Linked DNA regions of Homo sapiens: region 1 is linked to region 2. A link is a loop called in an ENCODE intact Hi-C map of the cell type or tissue named here. Cell type or tissue: mammary epithelial cell. All regions are shown on one strand. Each heading gives the region's core, and the rest is flanking DNA. Links, peaks and the distances in the headings are about the cores only.

What was found. Hi-C counts contacts between places; a loop is a spot of excess contacts. Peaks named below come from ENCODE experiments on the same cell type or tissue, not always from the same donor. Only the 100,000 strongest peaks of a DNase experiment are listed, where the experiment ranks them.
Region 1: a loop joins it to region 2, with 3.0 times the contacts of the local background. A loop is called at or near these places in 20 of 110 quality-filtered maps.

What each region holds. Positions count from the first base shown.
Region 1 is chr3:57,148,371-57,156,706 of GRCh38, reverse strand. The region is part of intron 1 of IL17RD (interleukin 17 receptor D); the gene reads left to right. LOC105377101 (a long non-coding RNA gene) reads left to right here and starts at 2,652. Exons shown (of 2, transcript XR_940865.3): 1 at 2,652-4,487; 2 at 6,211-8,240. In mammary epithelial cell, for the core only: a CTCF peak has its summit at 4,249; no DNase peak of the experiment used is centred there; H3K4me3 peaks cover 258 bases; H3K27ac peaks cover 781 bases.
Region 2 is chr3:57,003,053-57,011,388 of GRCh38, reverse strand. It overlaps a transcript of ARHGEF3 not described here. Among named protein-coding and RNA genes, the nearest start is that of SPATA12, 53 kb to the left of the region's middle. RefSeq lists enhancers at 3,514-3,808, 4,364-4,895. In mammary epithelial cell, for the core only: a CTCF peak has its summit at 4,386; DNase peaks (open chromatin) are centred at 3,728 and 4,148; H3K27ac peaks cover 1,604 bases.

The sequences.
Region 1 (8,336 bases), core at 13-8,012, 150 kb before region 2:
AGTGGTGAGGCTTGGAAGATTTCTCCAACAGGTGAACGGTTTGATAAGAGGGACACTCAGTGGCCATTCATTCATTGAGTGAATATTGGTGTGTTCTGTGTGTTAGGTCTGATTTCTAGAGCTTAGATTTTATTTTATTTCCAGAGACAGGGTCTCTGTCACCCAGGCTGGAGTGCAGCAGTGGCGTGATCATAGCTTATTGCAGTCTTGAACTCCTAGGCTTAGGCAATTCTCCTACCTCAGCCTCCCGAGTAGCTGGGACTACAGGCACGTGCCACCAAGTCTGGCTAATTTTTTACATTTTTTGTAGAGATGGGGTTTTATTATGTTGCCCAGGCTGGTCTTGAATTCCTGGCCTCAAGCGATCTGCCCACTTGGGTTTACAGACATGAGCCACCATGCCTGGCCAGAGCTTAGGTTTTAGTAGGGGAGACAAATAGGATAATGAAGTATCAGACCTGACCATGCTCTTTCCAATAGCAACTTGCTGCTCACTGTCCTCTTTTCTTCACTTTTTCTCTGCCGAACTTTTCACCTTGGGACATACATAGTATTTTCTTTGTCCATCCTTCTTCCCCGTTGCAGTGTCAGCTCCATGTGGGTGGGGTCTTTACCTGTTTTGTTCCCTTCTGCATCACGAGAACAGTGCCTGGCACATAGTAGGTTCTCCATACATGTTTCTTAAATGACTAAGCACTCTACAGGAAATTAAAATGAGGCAATAAGAGCAATGGGTGTTTGCAAGTAGACACTCTCCAATGGCCTCTCTGAGGAGGTGACATGTCAGTCAAGCAACTGTAATAAAAAGTTCCTCTGGGCAAGGAGTGGTGGCTCATACCTGTAATCCCAGCATTTTGGGAGGCCAAGGCAGGCGGATCACCTGAGGTCAGGAGTTCAAGACCAGCCTGGCCAACATGGTGAAACCCTGTCTCTACTAAAAATACATAAATTAGCTGGGTATGGTGATGTGCACCTGTAATCCTAGCTACTCAGGAGACTGAGGCTGGAGAATCACTTGAACCCAGGAGGCGGAGGTTGCAGTGAGCCAAGATCGTGCCATTGTACTCCAGCCTGGGCAACACAGCGAGACTCCGTCTCAAAAAAAAAAAATTTCCTCTGAAATTGCTTTCTTAACATTGGCTAATCATGTGGCAGTTAGTGCTGAGAGTAGCATAAAAAATATGCTTAATTTATTCATTCACACCACAGTTATTGGCACTCCTGCCAGGGGCCACATACTGGTTAGAGGCTGGGCTTCAAGCCAGGTTCCCACTCATGACAGGGAGAGTGTGGGCTGGTGTTGTGTGGGAGCCACACCTGGCCGAGTGTCTGTTGCTTGAGGGGGTTGCTTGGACTGTCTACTTTACCCTGTGCTGTGGATGAGAAAAATGTGAAAAGTTACTGCTAAGCACTAACTAAGCATCCCGGTTTTGGACTTTCTGAAACGATGTGAACGGAACAAATCTCACTCCCTGGCAGCAGCCCTCAGTTTGTATGAAACTTTGTCTTCTTAACAGAGGTGCAGGTCTCGTTTTTGTTTGCTTCGTTCCCCTCTGGTGGTGAATGCATTTCATTTTCTGAAGCCACTTGAAGGTCTGTCCATAATCAGAGGTGCTCTTTGCCTTCTTTCCGGGGCTGCGGATTTGCCGGCCAGCTGTGGAAATGAGTTTTTGCCCGGCTTTGATTTTCATGCCTTGCCTCCCCGTGGGAGGAACTAGATATTTCTGATCTTACCTCTGCTCATATTCAGATCCAGCCAAGCAATCAGTGACTTCCCGGGCTTTTTTGTGGGAGACTGTGGGAAAAGTCCTGGTTGGCTGGCTATGAATTAATGAAATCCTTAGAAGGCTTCACTAAAGATAGCTCCTGTGGCTTACAAAAAAAAATGGCATTGCCTTTTTAATTTGAGAAGGACGTCATGGAGTTTTACCAAAATTAAGCAGAAAAAATGTAACATCTGGTTGTGCTGGCGGAAGACTGCTTCAGGGCCTCTGGAGCTATGAGTTCCCAGTGCTGGCATGCCCAAGGTGACTGTCACCTGCCCCTATAGTGCTGCTATGGACAGGCCGCCTCTCATTGTTCTCCTCCTTGGGTTTTGAAGTCATTGAGAGACAAATTCTACCTCCCACATCTTTTCACTTGAGCACATTTCCCATCTACTGAGCTTTCTTATTTTACTTAAAGGGTCACACATTTTTAAAAGTACAGAGTTTTCGAGTTGATCAAGACTAGTGTAATCATTGCTTTTATCTCATTAAAAAAGGATGGGGGTAGATAATGGGGGCAGCAGGCCAGCGAACTTTTAAAGAGTTCTAAAAAGGAGAGTGAGAATGGTAAATTGCTGGAGAAGAGTTTTAGGGAAAGGCATATAGGAGATTTTAAATGGATTTATGACGTGTATGTATGTGTGTGTGTGTGTGTGTATATATATATATATATATATATAATTTTTTTTTTTGAGACAAGGTCTCACTCTGTCACTCAGGCCGAAGTGCAGTCATGCAATTATAGCTCGTTGCAGCCTTGAACTCCTGGGCTCCAGCAATCCTCCTGGCCCAGTCTCCTGAGTAGCTGGGACCACAGGCGTGTGCCGCCAAGCTTGGCTATTTTTTTACTTTTTTTTTGTTAAGACAGAGTTTCACTGTGTTACTCAGGCTAGTCTCGAACTCCTGGCCTCAAGCAGTCCTCCTGCCTTGGCCTCGCAAAGTGCTGGGATTACAGACATGAGCCACCATGCCCTGCCTAGAGCATACGTTTTCTGAAACGATACAGGAAGATGAAGTTGTTGCCATCCCAACCCCCCAACCCCTCAAGCAGGCAGCTAGTCACCTGTACAAAATACAGGTATATATAATATATAAAATGTAAATATAAATGTATATAGTGTGTAAAATGTATGTATATAATGTATAAAATACAGTCACCTGTATATTAGAGTCCCTTACAGCCCCACATGGGGATTCCCCATTATTGTGCTCTTTCTCCCATCCTTTGTATTCTGAAAATTTTCGAATCTGTAGAAGAATTGAAATAACAGTAAAATGAACACCCATTTCCCCTTTGTCTAAAGTTACCAATTCATAACGTTTTGCTACACTTACCTCACTTGTCCTTTTAATGTCATTCATAATTTCTTTCTGCATCACATTCTAGGGGGCAGAGAAGGGTCACTCATTGCTTTTTGATGTCCTGTCTCTTTAGCCTCCTTTAATACAGAACAGTTCCTCTACCTATTTTTCGGTCCTTTATAGCCTACACATTCTGAAGAGTCAAGGCCACTTGTGTACACAATTTGGATTTTTGATTGTTTCCTCATGAATAGGTTCAAATATTTTGACAAGACCCCTCTAAAGGTGATATTGTGACTTTGTTGGATTTTACATATCAACTGGTAACAAATGTAGATGCAGTTTTAGCAATAAGAAAAATTTGTTTTTTCTGTGTGAAATTGTTGTATTTAGAGATCTGTGCTAATAGTAGTACCCAGTTTAGTCTTGTGTTGTCTTTTTAAAAATGCAGTGTTTCACATTAAGCCTTCCCTTTTACTTTATTGAGAGTCTAAGGAAATGCAGGATGTCATTTGTGCTATCCTGTAATAAACTTTTTCCTTAAAGATTATTTGAAATCAACCACACTGTCTCAAAATGAGGAGTGCTATTTCTCAAGAATGCTCAAGGCTTTTGCTATTCACATGGGCTTGTTGCAGTTATAGATGTCGCCCTCAGAGACGGGGAATGAGTTCCTATTAAAGACCTGTGTTTGGCCGGGGCAGGTTTACGGTTGACTGCTTCCTCACACCAAAATTCAGCCATTTCTTTCCTTTGTGCTAAGAAAACATTGAACTTTATTTCCAGTAAAGGCTACTTTACTAAAAACGTATCCTCCAAGTCAGTTTCTAGCCTTTTAGTTCTGTGATTGCATGTTACCTACATTATTTTATTAGAGTCCGTTACAGACAGTTTCATTAGTTTAACTTGAATTATTATCTTCTACCTAATTACATGGCTTTTGTTTCTTTCATTTTACCCCACTCCAGATTTAAGGGCCAAGACATGTAAAGTTAATATTGGTCATTTTTCAAAGTAAGTTAAAATGTCAAAAAGCAACAAGTTGTTATTCTTACAGGGTACCAGGGAAACAACAGAGACAAAACCTCCATCTTTTATTCATAAGTCCAGAGAGACTACGAGGGCGCAGGCAGGCCTGTGTGCCGGGCGTTTGTTCAGCTTTCAGGACTGGGCCTCCTCCCCTGCTGGCCATGAAATGTCATGCCGAGATGTAATAGTGGGACATTCAGCATCCAGAGAATGGTCCGCAGAGATTCAACTTTGCTTTTCATTTTCTTTTCTGGCACCAAGTCCACAGTCCCCTCTGTGGCCTGACAGTGAAAGGCCAGAAAGCAGCGATTTAGATGCTGGCAGGAATGGTGTGCAGCCTCTGCCCAGCGGGCCGGAGCTCCTGGGCTGGAATGCATGCTGGACACAAAGGTCGGGTGAGGGTATGCTTTGGTCGGGGGCGGGGGGCAGCTTGCCTTTGCTTGGTCTCGTTTGCTCTGGTCACAGCCGAGAGAGTTCTTGTTTCTATGGCTATGCTACCTTTAGTTTTGTGGAAGAGGGAGTGCAAGGTGCTTTTGATTTCAGAAATCACTCAGGGTTAACCATTTTTGTGTAGAAGGAGGCACTGGGGGCACAGTACTGAGTCTGCGCAGCTCCCCAGGCTCTGACATTTCCTTCGGATGAAGCAAACATAGGCAGCATTTGCTAAACAAGCCTAGACTTTGATTTAGAGCAGTGGTTTTTGATTGGGGGAATTTGGGGGATTTCTTTTTTGTTTGTTTGTTTGTTTTGAGACAGGGTCTCTATCAACCAGGCTTGAGTGCAGTGGTGTGATCACAGCTTACTTGCAGCCTTAACCTTGATTTGGGGAATTTCTGGAGACATTTTTGGTTGTCACAGCTGGGGTAGGCTGCTCCTGGCAGTCAATGGGAAGGGCTCAGGGATGTTGCTAAACATCTTGAAATGCACAAGTCAGTCCTCCATGACAAAAAATTACCTGGCCTAAAATGTAAATAGCGCTGAGACTGAGAAACCCTGATTTAGGGGTCCCATCTTAGTATTTTGATTTCTCAGCCCTCTTAGCCTCATAACACTTTTGAGCTTCCTATCTGTTTAACAGAAGCTGCTGGTTCTATAAATTTGCACTCAGGATGAATTTCCATGAAACTCTCCAAGACATATGATTAAATTATTGTGGTGCTCCTTGAAGATATGCCCTGAATGCAACTACTATTTTAAATGCAAAAGACAATTTTTTGCCATAATTTGATCAAAGTAGCATAACCTGTGCCTCTGTTTTTGTTACTCACTGATGGTCTGTGGATAACATTACATTTTTTCAGCATGAAACCCAACACTTCAAATCCCTAAAGCAGTCTCAAATTTATGGTTAATAAAAGCATTTATTGTACTGGATGTCATCTGTTATATCACTCTGGGGCTAGAAACTGGCAAGCAGTGGACAGGAAATATTTTCATTTCAAATCGCTTCAATCTTATGGTCTAGGGGCAAAAGTGTCTGATTTCAGGAAAGCCGCAGTGAATAGCATAGTAATGAATGCATTTTTAGTTGATTAAGCAGGCATTCTCTCCCTTTCAAACAATCTTCCCTCTTTGGCTTGGAGGGGCTAAATAAACATGTGATATTAAATGATAGCATTTCTTGTGTTGGCCATGCCTTTTCTTTGATCATCTTAAACTTTTCAAAGTGTTTTCCAGGAATCCTCAGCAGAGCAGGAGCAAGCCAGAGGAGAATGGCTAAACTCAAGTTTTGGCCCCCTTCGTAATTGTTTACTTTCTGAGCAGAGGAGGTTTTCTGAGAAGATGCTGACTCTTCTGAATTCCTCTTTAAAAATGGAATTTGGTACCTCACCCTTGGGATCATGAATTTAGGAGGAAAAAATATTTTGAGTTTTTGTTTATTTTCAAAAAGTCTGCAATTTTATTGTAATTTGAGTCCCGATCTCTCACATCCATCAGGTAAAGAGGGTGAGGAGAGTTCCATCCAGAGGAAATCTGGTGAGGCGATGACATATCCGGGACAGTGTACCTTTCGTCCTGACTGCCCAGCCTTTGAACATGTTACCTAAGTCATCACTTCCCAGCAAGCCTCGGAGGTAGACAATTATTTCTGATGTGGTTCCCTTTTTTCCAGATGAGGATTCCATGGCACAAAGAGCCAGGAAGGGATTAAGATGAGAATCCTTGTGACTCGGAGAGGCCTCTCTCTGCCAGAAACCGGAGCTGCAGAGTTCTTACCCTGCCCATGCCCCCAGCAGTCGGGCTTGCCCTGCCTTCCAAGCACCCTGTCTCAGATGGACGGCTGCCATGTGCAACAAAGCAACTAATGGGGGGTGGAAAGAGGCGAGACTAGACAGCACTTTGGAGATAATTAAATTAAACTCAGATTAGGCAATTACCCCAAAGATTCCCAAACCTGGCTGAACACCAGAATCACCTGAGGAGCATTCTTGGAGTGGGGGGAGATTCCGGGCCTCACCCCAGACCTGCTTAAGTGGGATTTCCAGGGGAAGGCCAGGAATCTGAGTTTTTAAAAAAGCTGCCAGATTAGTGATTGCCAGGGTTTTGGAGGGATGGAGGGAGGGCTTGACTACCAAGGGGCAGTACAAGGGAATTTTTTGGGTTGATGGGACTGTTCTGTATACTGATTATAGCAGTGGATACATACATATATATGCATATAACTTGTGGACCCATACACCAAAAACTGTCAATTGTACTGTGTAAATAAAAATAAATATGCTGCCCAGGTGAAACTGAGTTATCTAGGTGTCAGTTGAGATGGCCTGTGGTGCCTGGTGACAGCTGGGAAGAGCTGCCCAGCTATGAGAGAGTGTCACCTGTTATTGCAGAGGCAGGCGTGGGCAGGTGCTGAACTCTTTAGCCCAGTGCTATCCAACAGAACTTCCTGTGACAAAAAATGTTCTTCCCAGCACCGTTCAATTCAGTAACCATCAACCACTTTTGGCTACTGAGTACCTGAAATGTGGCTAGCACAACTAAGGAACTGAATGTTTAATTTTACTTAAACTTAATTTAAATTTAAATCATCACACATGGCTAGAGGCTACCCTATTGGACAGCTCACCCTCAAAGGTAGACATGGTGATATCATGGAGCTTTGGCTCTGTGCAGGATGCACACCGTGGTACTTTATACTCGAGGGACAATAGTAAGTCATCCCAAACATTGGGTAAAATGGAAACATGGACAGGACTTACCAATATGGGTAAGTACAGAGAAGAAGGAACCTTGGGATGAAGACTCACCTGAGATCTGCCCAGGCAGAGGACAATTCTGCCGAGTGAAGGAATCGGCTTTTTTTTTTTTTTTTGAGATGGAGTTTCGCTCTTGTCACCCAGGCTGGAATGTAATGGCGTGATTTCAGCTCACTTCAACTTCCACCTCCTGGGTTCAAGCGATTCTCCTGCCTCAGCCTCCCATGTAGCTGGGATGACAGACAAGTGCCACCACACCCAGCTAATTTTTGTATTTTTCACCATGTTGGCCAGGCTGGTCTTGAACTCCTGACCTCAGATGATCGGCCCGCCTTGGCCTCCCAAAGTGCTAGGACTACAGGCGTGAGCCACCACGCCTGGCCAGGAATCTGCTTTTTCTTCTCCAAAGATAGCACCATCTTTGGCCCACTTCCTTCCCCAACCTTCCAACCTTGTTCATTTTAAAAGGTGCAGAGGTTAGTTGGGATGCTCTTGAATTATGCTCCCATTCTTCTGCAGTGATAGGATATACAGGAAGCCATCAGAGGGGCCAGGTGAGCTCAGTGCAGAGAGGTGGGGATGTTCTGGGCTTCACTGGGCCCACCTGCCTCCCTAGACAGAGTGTGATGAAGAATCTGTGTGGGCATATTGTATTCCTTTTTGGGGAAGGAGAGCATATAAAAAAGGCAATTAGGCATAAACTTCCTGCTTTATGCTTTGAGCACATGACCTTTACCTTGGCTTGTGTTCAGACGCTCCTAAACCCACCTCCTCGACCCCCATTGATTTATGTTATCTTAGTGTTACTTTTCCAAATGTGTTATAAAAGAATGAGATTCAGGGAGTGTGGACTTTTATTAGTACAAACCAAATGGTGGCAGAAAGAATGTTCCAATTTGTAAACATATGTGTTCTTAAATAAATTTGCTAAATGGGTAACAAAAAATTTCGTGAGCTATGGTCTTATAACTGGAGGTTTTGTTAATCTGATTTAAAAATAGGACTGACTTGAAAGCGTAAAAATGGGGAGGTAGGTTTAAAA
Region 2 (8,336 bases), core at 227-8,226:
CAGTGGGGATTGAGAGCAACTCTATCCAACTTGGATTGCTGTCATCAGTGTGCCCCGTGGGAAATCTTTAGGGAGTTCACCGCTAGGGCAGAAAAAAGGTGAAATCGTTGTTTTAGATCATGTGCTTAGCACCATCATGTTCCTGTAAGTTCCAGGCGGTTTAACTTTGCCTCCTTGTGCCAAAAACGTCTTTGTTTTCATCAACTGTGCTTCTGTTTCTTCATTAGGCTGCATTCCGGTCCCAGTTTCACCTTCCCTCCGATTTTCCCTCGCCGGTTGCATGTTCATCATAGCTCCTACACGCAGGGGTGCTCCCACTAACTATGGAAGCGGGCGGGAGCATTTCCCCTCATACTAAAGTCTACTTTGGGTCTGCTTTGCAATTTCCTTTTGGTCTCCCTCCTGGAGATTCCTGTGCCACCTGTTAACACCCTTTTGTGTTTGGCTCATTTCTTTCTTCAAATTTTGCTGCTTTTAATCTTTCTTTCTAAGCTTAGTGGAGTGTGTGTAAATTAGGAGTGAGCAGACGATGAACAAGGGTCCAAATGTCTCTTCCTTGGGGTAAAGTGTATTTTGTAAAACAGCCCAAGTCTATTTTTCAAGATTAGTCTCCCCATGATTCAGGCCTTTCCATGAACACTGGGGTCCTTGGTTCTCCATGGTGGGCTCCTTGGGAGTCAGGGCTCTGAGGAGGCAGACACTTTGACTGTGAACAGTGGAGTTTTACACACCTAAAGTTGGCATGTCAGGTACAGGTTATAGATAGTCAAAATTAATCTTCAAAATGCATAAATCCTCCAAACCATGCATAGTTTTGTATGTACAACCCTGTAAAATAACCTGTATATGTAGATGTCAATGTACATAGTTGTCACATATAGAGGAGTGCACATGTAAATAAATTCCACTGTGGGTTTTTTTTTTTTTTTTTTTGAGATGGAGTCTCGTTCTGTCACCCAGGCTGGAGTGCAGTGGTGCGATCTCGGCTCACTGCAAGCTCTGCCTCCTGGGTTCACGCCATTCTCCTGCCTCAGCCTCCCAAGTAGCTGGGACTACAGGCACCCGCCACCACGCCCGGCTAATTTTTTTTGTATTTTTAGTAGAGATGGGGTTTCACCATGTTAGCCAGGATGGTCTCTATCTCCTGACCTCGTGATCTGCCCGCCTTGGCCTCCCAAAGTGCTGGGATTACAGGCGTGAGCCACCACGCCCGGCCCACTGTGGTTTTTAATAATGGAAGAGGGTATAGAAGACAAGGTGTGTCCCTGAATTCTGAATATCTAAGGTATGTGTGCTGTGGCGCCTGCATGTTAAAAAGAGACAGGAGAAAGCCCTGAGGTCAGAAGCCCGGGCTCAGAAGGCAGCTGCCTGTGGTCCAGTTCCTGCTCCACCACTTGCTGCGGTGTGACTTTGTTTGAGTTCATGGCCTTGCTGTGCCTCTGTTTCATCATCTTTAAAATGGGTATGACGAGAATACCCATGCTTTGCACAGAGTAAGAGCTTACTAAATGTTAGCTGTCATGCTGTGTTGCTGCTCACTATTATTATTATTAATTAATCATAACATGATTATTATTACCACCTCCAATGAGATGGGCTGGTTTGAGAACTGAGATTCCATCCTGTGTCTCTTGGCTTGTGTGGTTCCTTTAAAGAGATGTGGAACAAGGTCCCATCTTCTTACCCTGGCATTCCATCACACAGACACACACTGGGTGTGCTGGGAGTCTTCTCCACGCACTCTCATTTGTTTCCCGCAGCAGTGTGGCTCACTTTTTGTTTAATCTCCTCCAGCAACTTGGCAGGCCTGCAGCCACCCTTCACATCCTGGCCTGTCCAGCAGGCTGATAAAATGCAGATGTAGCTACCACCCCGCTCAGAGATCCACCCGCCTCTAGCCTCACTGTCATGGGTCCCAAACATGGATTCTTGGCTGAGGGGCTGAGGGACTGGGATAAGGGGTGGCGGGTTGTGCGAGACAGCCCATAGAGGTCAGAGGGTCCGGGGAACTTTAGAAGTAGCTCTAGGTTCCTTGCATGAGCAGTGTCAGAATTGCAGGCAGGCTGGGGGATAGGCCCCAAGTTGGTGGATCTCCACTTAACAGATTTTTTGGTACTATTTTTTTTAAATAAAAAATTTTGATTTCATAGTTCATTCTTGAGCGTTCAGCTGAAATGAAAAGTGAAAAAGTTTAAGCAATATGTTAAAGGGCAGGGGTGGGGAGGAGCCGGACCTCAGAATGGGAGCCTCAAACTTGAGGCTCACAGGGCCAGCCCATCATGAAAATGAGAGCAATGGCTTGGGCCATGCATTCTGTTTCCCAGGAACTCATGGCCCATCCTGGTTCCTGCCTCCTGTTGAGAATGCTAGCCCATGGGGCCAGATCTGCCAATTTCCCAAGATCATGTAGAAATTGGAATCTTAATGTAAAACTTCCCAATTCTCATGAGAGCCATCTGGACTTTGAAATGTTGGCAATTCATTGAAAAAAATTCTTTTAAATATATTTTTGAGCTGGAATTGAAAATCCACCAGCTTGCAAGGGACTTGAGAGATGCTGTGCTTGTGCCCCTAGGGTTTACAGATGCGGAAACAGAGGTCCAGAGAAAAATGACAGGGCCTGGTACAGTGACTCATGCCTGTAATCCCAGCACTTTGGGAGGCTGAGGTGGGTGGATCAGATGAGGCCAGGAGTTCAAGACCGGCCTGGCCAACATGGAGAAACCCCGTCTCTACTAAACATAACAAAAATTAGCTGGGTGTAATTGCCTATAATCCCAGCTACTTGGGAGGCTGAGGCAGGAGAATTGCTTGAACCTGGGAGACAGAAGTTGCTGTGAGCCAAGATCACGCTACTGCGCTCCAGCCTGGGTAACAGAGTGAGTCTCTGTCTCAAAAAAAAAAAAGGCTTGTCCGTGGAATCCAGCTCTCTGGAGCTCCCACTGCAGATCTATTTCTTCCAATTCCATCCAGACAGTGTGTTTCTGTTTGGCAAGCGGGCTGTTACGTGGAGTTTTATTGCAGGTAAAGGGGTCATCCAAACTGCTCTGTGGAGCTAGCAGAGTGACCACAGGAGCCCCAGGAAGCGTGAGCGTGGTCTTCATTCTCGGTTGAGCCAAAAAGGCTCACACGTTTCCAGACAAGGCTATTCTTGGCAGGGCCACCTCCTAGGGATTAATCATACTGAAAAGCTCACAGATTTAATTTTGCTGAAGTTTGATCTGTTCTAGGAAAGTACATGTAGCGTGGCTCAACAGAGAATTTTCTGCCCAAGGATCTACACGGTTAATATATTTTGGAGATCTCAGCAGAGCACAAAGCAGGCTAGAAAAATTCTCGTGGTGTTAGGCCAATCCAGCTTTGTCCTCTGGCCAGGAAAGTCCAGACTGCCCCTGGACCATGGCACAAACCCAAGGTGCCCAGCTAAGCAGCCCTGCCGGGAAAAGGTGATGAGAAACTTGCCTTTGCTAAAATAGTTGAGCTGCCAAATGATAGCCTGACCTAGGGGCTCAGAAATGAATGTTTCCTGTTATGCAGGAGGAGAGGGGCAGGGTTTGATTCTTGTGTTCTCATGTGCTTGCTCACTCTGCTCGTAATAAGGAGAGAAGTTTTATTTTTGCAAGCTATTGCAGCGTGAGCCCTAAACACCAAAGCCAGTCTCTTGAAGAAAACTGATCAGGATCCAGGAGCAGTTGTCAGGCCCCTGGAGGGTGACTCATGAGCAGCAGAGTTCCCGGAACTCACCCGTCCCTGGTCGGCTAGGAAGAGGCTGAGTGTGGTGGTAAATGTGGAGGGGCGGGCGCAACACTGCAGGCATGGCCTCTGTTTTTGAAAAACATTGTGTGTTCGGGTCAAAGCATCCATCCCCTGTGAGCAACCCAATTTTAAAAATAGGAGGTTCTGCAGAAAACCAAGATGCCTGCCTGTTTTCACCTGGAAGACCAAATTCTCACTTTCCAAGCCTGATTTTGGAATAAACAAAATCAATTCCAGCTCAGCCTCAGCAGAAGGCACGTGCAGTGGTGACTGTTTCATGGCTGTCTTTCCTTCAGGGCTGTTGGAGGTGTTTCTGGAACCAGCGCAATCAATGGCAGGAACAACTGGTTTTTCAGGCTATTGAGAAAGTCTGATTTATGTGGCTGAAGTATGGTGTTATTGACCCCCCCACCTTCGACTCCTAAGATTCCAGAACAAACTGAGAATTCATGTGAGTCAGCACCTTATTTATTAATTCTTTATGGATGAATAACATAAAAACAAAAGTGCACAAGTAACTGTACACCTTGCTGGGTTTCACATGCTGAGCACACCTTAATAGTCAGCACCCAGAGTGAGGAGCACAGTGTGACCATCGCCCCAGGAGCGCCCCCTGTGGCCCCTCCACGGGCAGAACCAGCAGCCCAAATTCTCACCGTGTGTCAGTGGAATATCACTTGGATGTTGGGTCAGGAGTTTTGGGCTTAAAGATCCCTAAGCAGGGTTGTGCCATCCAGCTTTGGGAAAACTCAGCCAGGGAGGGTTGTTCTCTGAATGTCAGGAGGGAGACTCCTGTGGCGCTTAGGGCCCAAGGGAGATGCTGGTTCATTGGTTCTGATGGAGATGGATTTCCAGGCGGGCATGAGAAAGTGTGACCGTGTTTGGGGGGGTGTCGAGAGCAGGCAGCACATTGAACGAGTGACTGTGTTGGTGATGTTGTGTGTGTCACTGATACACGAGCATTTTCTTAAAGGCCGGATTATTTAGGACCTATGAAAAGCTACGATCTGCCTGTTGGGGGTGGGTGGGGTGAGATTCTGAACTGGAGCCAGAGAGAAATGCCATGTGTCTTTACTGATAGAAATCTGATCACCCCGGATGCTGCCTGTCAGCATGTGGGCTCTGGGGAGCTGTTTTCCTAACGGCTTGGAAGAAGCTTGTGGACAGTGGAGATCGGAGCGGGGAGCTCCGCCTAATGAGTTCCTTGTCTGTTGGCTGAAGGTGTGGGGTTTCTTTGAGGGAAGCCATTAGCCACTTTGATGGCTTGTTTGAAAACAACTGAAATCTATCTTGTCGGTGTAGTGGTTCTCCAGATACCTCACGCTGGTCATTGGCATCGACAGCTGGGAGCTCCCCTGGCAGGTGTGGCAGAACTTGGCTTCTCAGTGATTTGCTCTCACGTTACTTTAATGCATGACTGGGATGGTTTCTATATATACACTTGCTTTATGTGGCTCCAGGGAACAGGGAACATGGCAGATCCTATTAAAAGTGGTTCCTGGTTATCCAATATTCATTCAACATTGATTAAGCCACCAACTGTGTGCCAGGTGCTAGGGATAGCTTTATTTACAGTTATGGGGCCATCAGGCTTTATGTGGGTGCAGTGTTACAGGTAAGTTAATTATAGGCTTGAAGGCTGTATGTTGTCATATGCGTTTGTCACTTCTAATAGGTGCTCATCATATCCTAACAAGAAATAATATTGATTTATCCCAGAGGAGATCGCATACGTAAAAAACTTTGAACACTAGAAAGCGTTTGGCAAATCTGAGGGGTATTTTTGTTCCAGGGCATGTAACCTTCCCTTTCTATGCTGAGTTATGGTACAGAAGGGAGGCCCTCTGCCGGGTGCCCAGCAAACATTATTCTCTGCTTTTTACATATTAGAGAACGGAGCTTTATGGAAGTGATGCCGTCACTCCTTCAAGGACCCAGTTTACAGCTCCAGGTCCTGACCCTCAGCGCCAGACATGGATGAGTGAGGTCTATAGACAGAGATGGCAGGAACCCCTCCCGATAGGGAGCAGGATGGGCAGGCTGTCACAGCAACTGAAATGCTAGGCTTGTTTAGAGGACTTCCAGTGAGTCTGTGATTCATGTTGAGATTGCCCCGTTGCACAAAAAAATCCAGTTCTCATTGGCAACACTCCTTTCTCCCTTGTTTGATTTGACTGTGTGGCAGTGGGGACAGGTGGCACTGAGATGGGTTGCCACAGACATTTCTACTGTTGAGTTTGCCTCCCTGGGCTCTCATTCTGCTCCACTACTTACTAACTGTGGTTCGTGGGCAAGCTACTTTATGCTCTGTGCCTCAATTTCCTCATCTGTAAAAGGGGATAAATGTTAGTACCTAGGATGTAGTATTATGGTAAGTATTATGATAAGATTAAGTACTCAATAAATGCTGTCATTTCTTTTAGCTATTCCTGGACGTTCCCATTCCCATCTCTCAAATCTCTCAAATTCTGAAGCTGTTGTTCACCTAGGAGGTGCCTAGTAGAATCATTGTAGCTTATAATTTTGGCCTTATAGTCTACATTTTAGCAAGGGCTGAGATCCCTTGCAGATTCTAAGAAAGCATCTATAAAGAGGAAGACTTTCCTTTTTTGTACCTCCATTTATTTCAGGGATTACAGAGCTATATATATATATATATATTTATTTATTTTTAAAATGGAGTCTTGCTCTGTCACTCAGGCTGGACTGCAGTGGCACAATCTCAGCTCACTGCAGCCTCAAACTCCTGGGCTCAAGTGATCCACCTGTCTCAGCCTCCTGAGTAGCTGGGACTACAGGTGTATAGCACCATGCCTGGCTAATTTTTAGAACGGAGACAGGGTCTCACTATGTTGCCTAGGCTGGTCTTGAACTCCTTGCCTCAAGCAATCCTCCCGCCTCAGCCTTCCAAAGTGCTGGATTACAGGCATGAGCCACTGCGCCGGCTGCATAAACTATTATTGTCTAGGCATGTAATGAAATCTCAGTTTGCTTGGACAAGCTGGGGTAAGACTCTGTGACATGTTGTTTAAGATCAGTGCATGCTGGGGCCAGTTTACTTGAAAGGGGATCTGTAGATTGAAGATGCTGCTGCCTCTCTTACATGAGAATAATCTGCTTATGTGCCTGGCCTTGGCCAGACAGAAAGGAAATGTCGGGCATCAGCTGTCTGAAGGTGCGGTGAGGAACTGAAGAGAACAGAAGGAAAACCTGGCTGGTAAATGCAGACGAGCCACTGAAGGATTCCAGGAAGGAAGCCCCGAGGGTGTTGCTGTCTCCCTTGCCAGCTTTTTATCTCTTGCAAATGTGGACACGTTATCAGGGCGGATCTATTAGAAAATGAATCCACTGAAACATCTGCAAATAAGTGGCTCCAGACTGTCATTATCTCCCTGGGTTTTGTAACCAGTTGTGGCTGACGAGGACATTCTGCTGGGAAGGTCAGGGTCCTGTGTGTGTGGACCGAACACCTTCCCTCAGGTTCGCACAGCACCTCACTGGGCACGGCTGGGGCCCATATTCCATCCAGTCTTTAGGAGCAGGTGGTAGCTTCTCTGCCTCCCTCTGGATGAATGAGCTCCTTGAGGGCAAGGACTGGGGTCAGGGTCATTGACTGTGGTAGTTTCCAGTGGCTGCTGTAACAAATTACCACAAATCTGGCAATTTCAAACAACACACATTGATCATTTTACAGTTCTGGAGATCAGAAGTCTCCATGCAGTCTCACTGGGCTGGAGTCCAGATGCCAGCAGGCTTGGCTCCTTCTGGAGGCCATAGGGAAGGATCGGTTTCCTGGCTTTTCCAGCTTCTAGAGGCAGCCTGCATTCCTTGGCTCCTGGCCCCTTCCTGGCATGACTCTGACCTCTGCTTCCATGATCACATCTCCTACTACTGCTCGGACCTTCTTGCTTCCCTGTCAGAGGGTCCCTTTTGACCACATTGGGCCCACCTGGAGAATCCACGATACACCCCATCTCAAGATCCTTAACATAATCAGATCTGCAAAATGCCTTCTGCCATGTAAGGTAAAAAAGTCTTAGGTTTTGGGAATTAGGATGGGGACATCTTTTGGGGGCCATTATTCAGCCCACCACATGGACTCATACCCTGTAGTGCTAAGCTCACAGCCTTGGGTGCCAGCCTGCCTGGAGTCAGGTCCTAGCTCAGTCACTCATGAGCTTGGTGATATTGGCAAGTTATTTAACTTTTTTTTTTTTTTTTTTTTTTTTTTGAGACGGCGTCTCGCTTCGTTGCCAGGCTGGAGAGCAGCGGTGCGATCTCAGCTCCCTGAAACCTCCACCTCCCGGGTTCAAGCGATTCTCCTGCCTTAGCCTCCCGAGTAGCTGGGACTACAGGAGTGCGCCGCCACACCCAGGTAATTTTTGTGTTTTAGTAGAGACAGGGTTTCACCATGTTGGCCAAGATGGTCTCAATCTCTTGACCTCGTGATCCGCCCGCCTCTGCCTCCCAAAGAGCTGGGATTATAAGCGTGAGCCACTGCGCCCGGCCTTTAATTTCTTTTTAAGGAGCTTCCTCATCTAATATGGGGATAGAAATAGAACTTCCTGGGCACAGTGGCT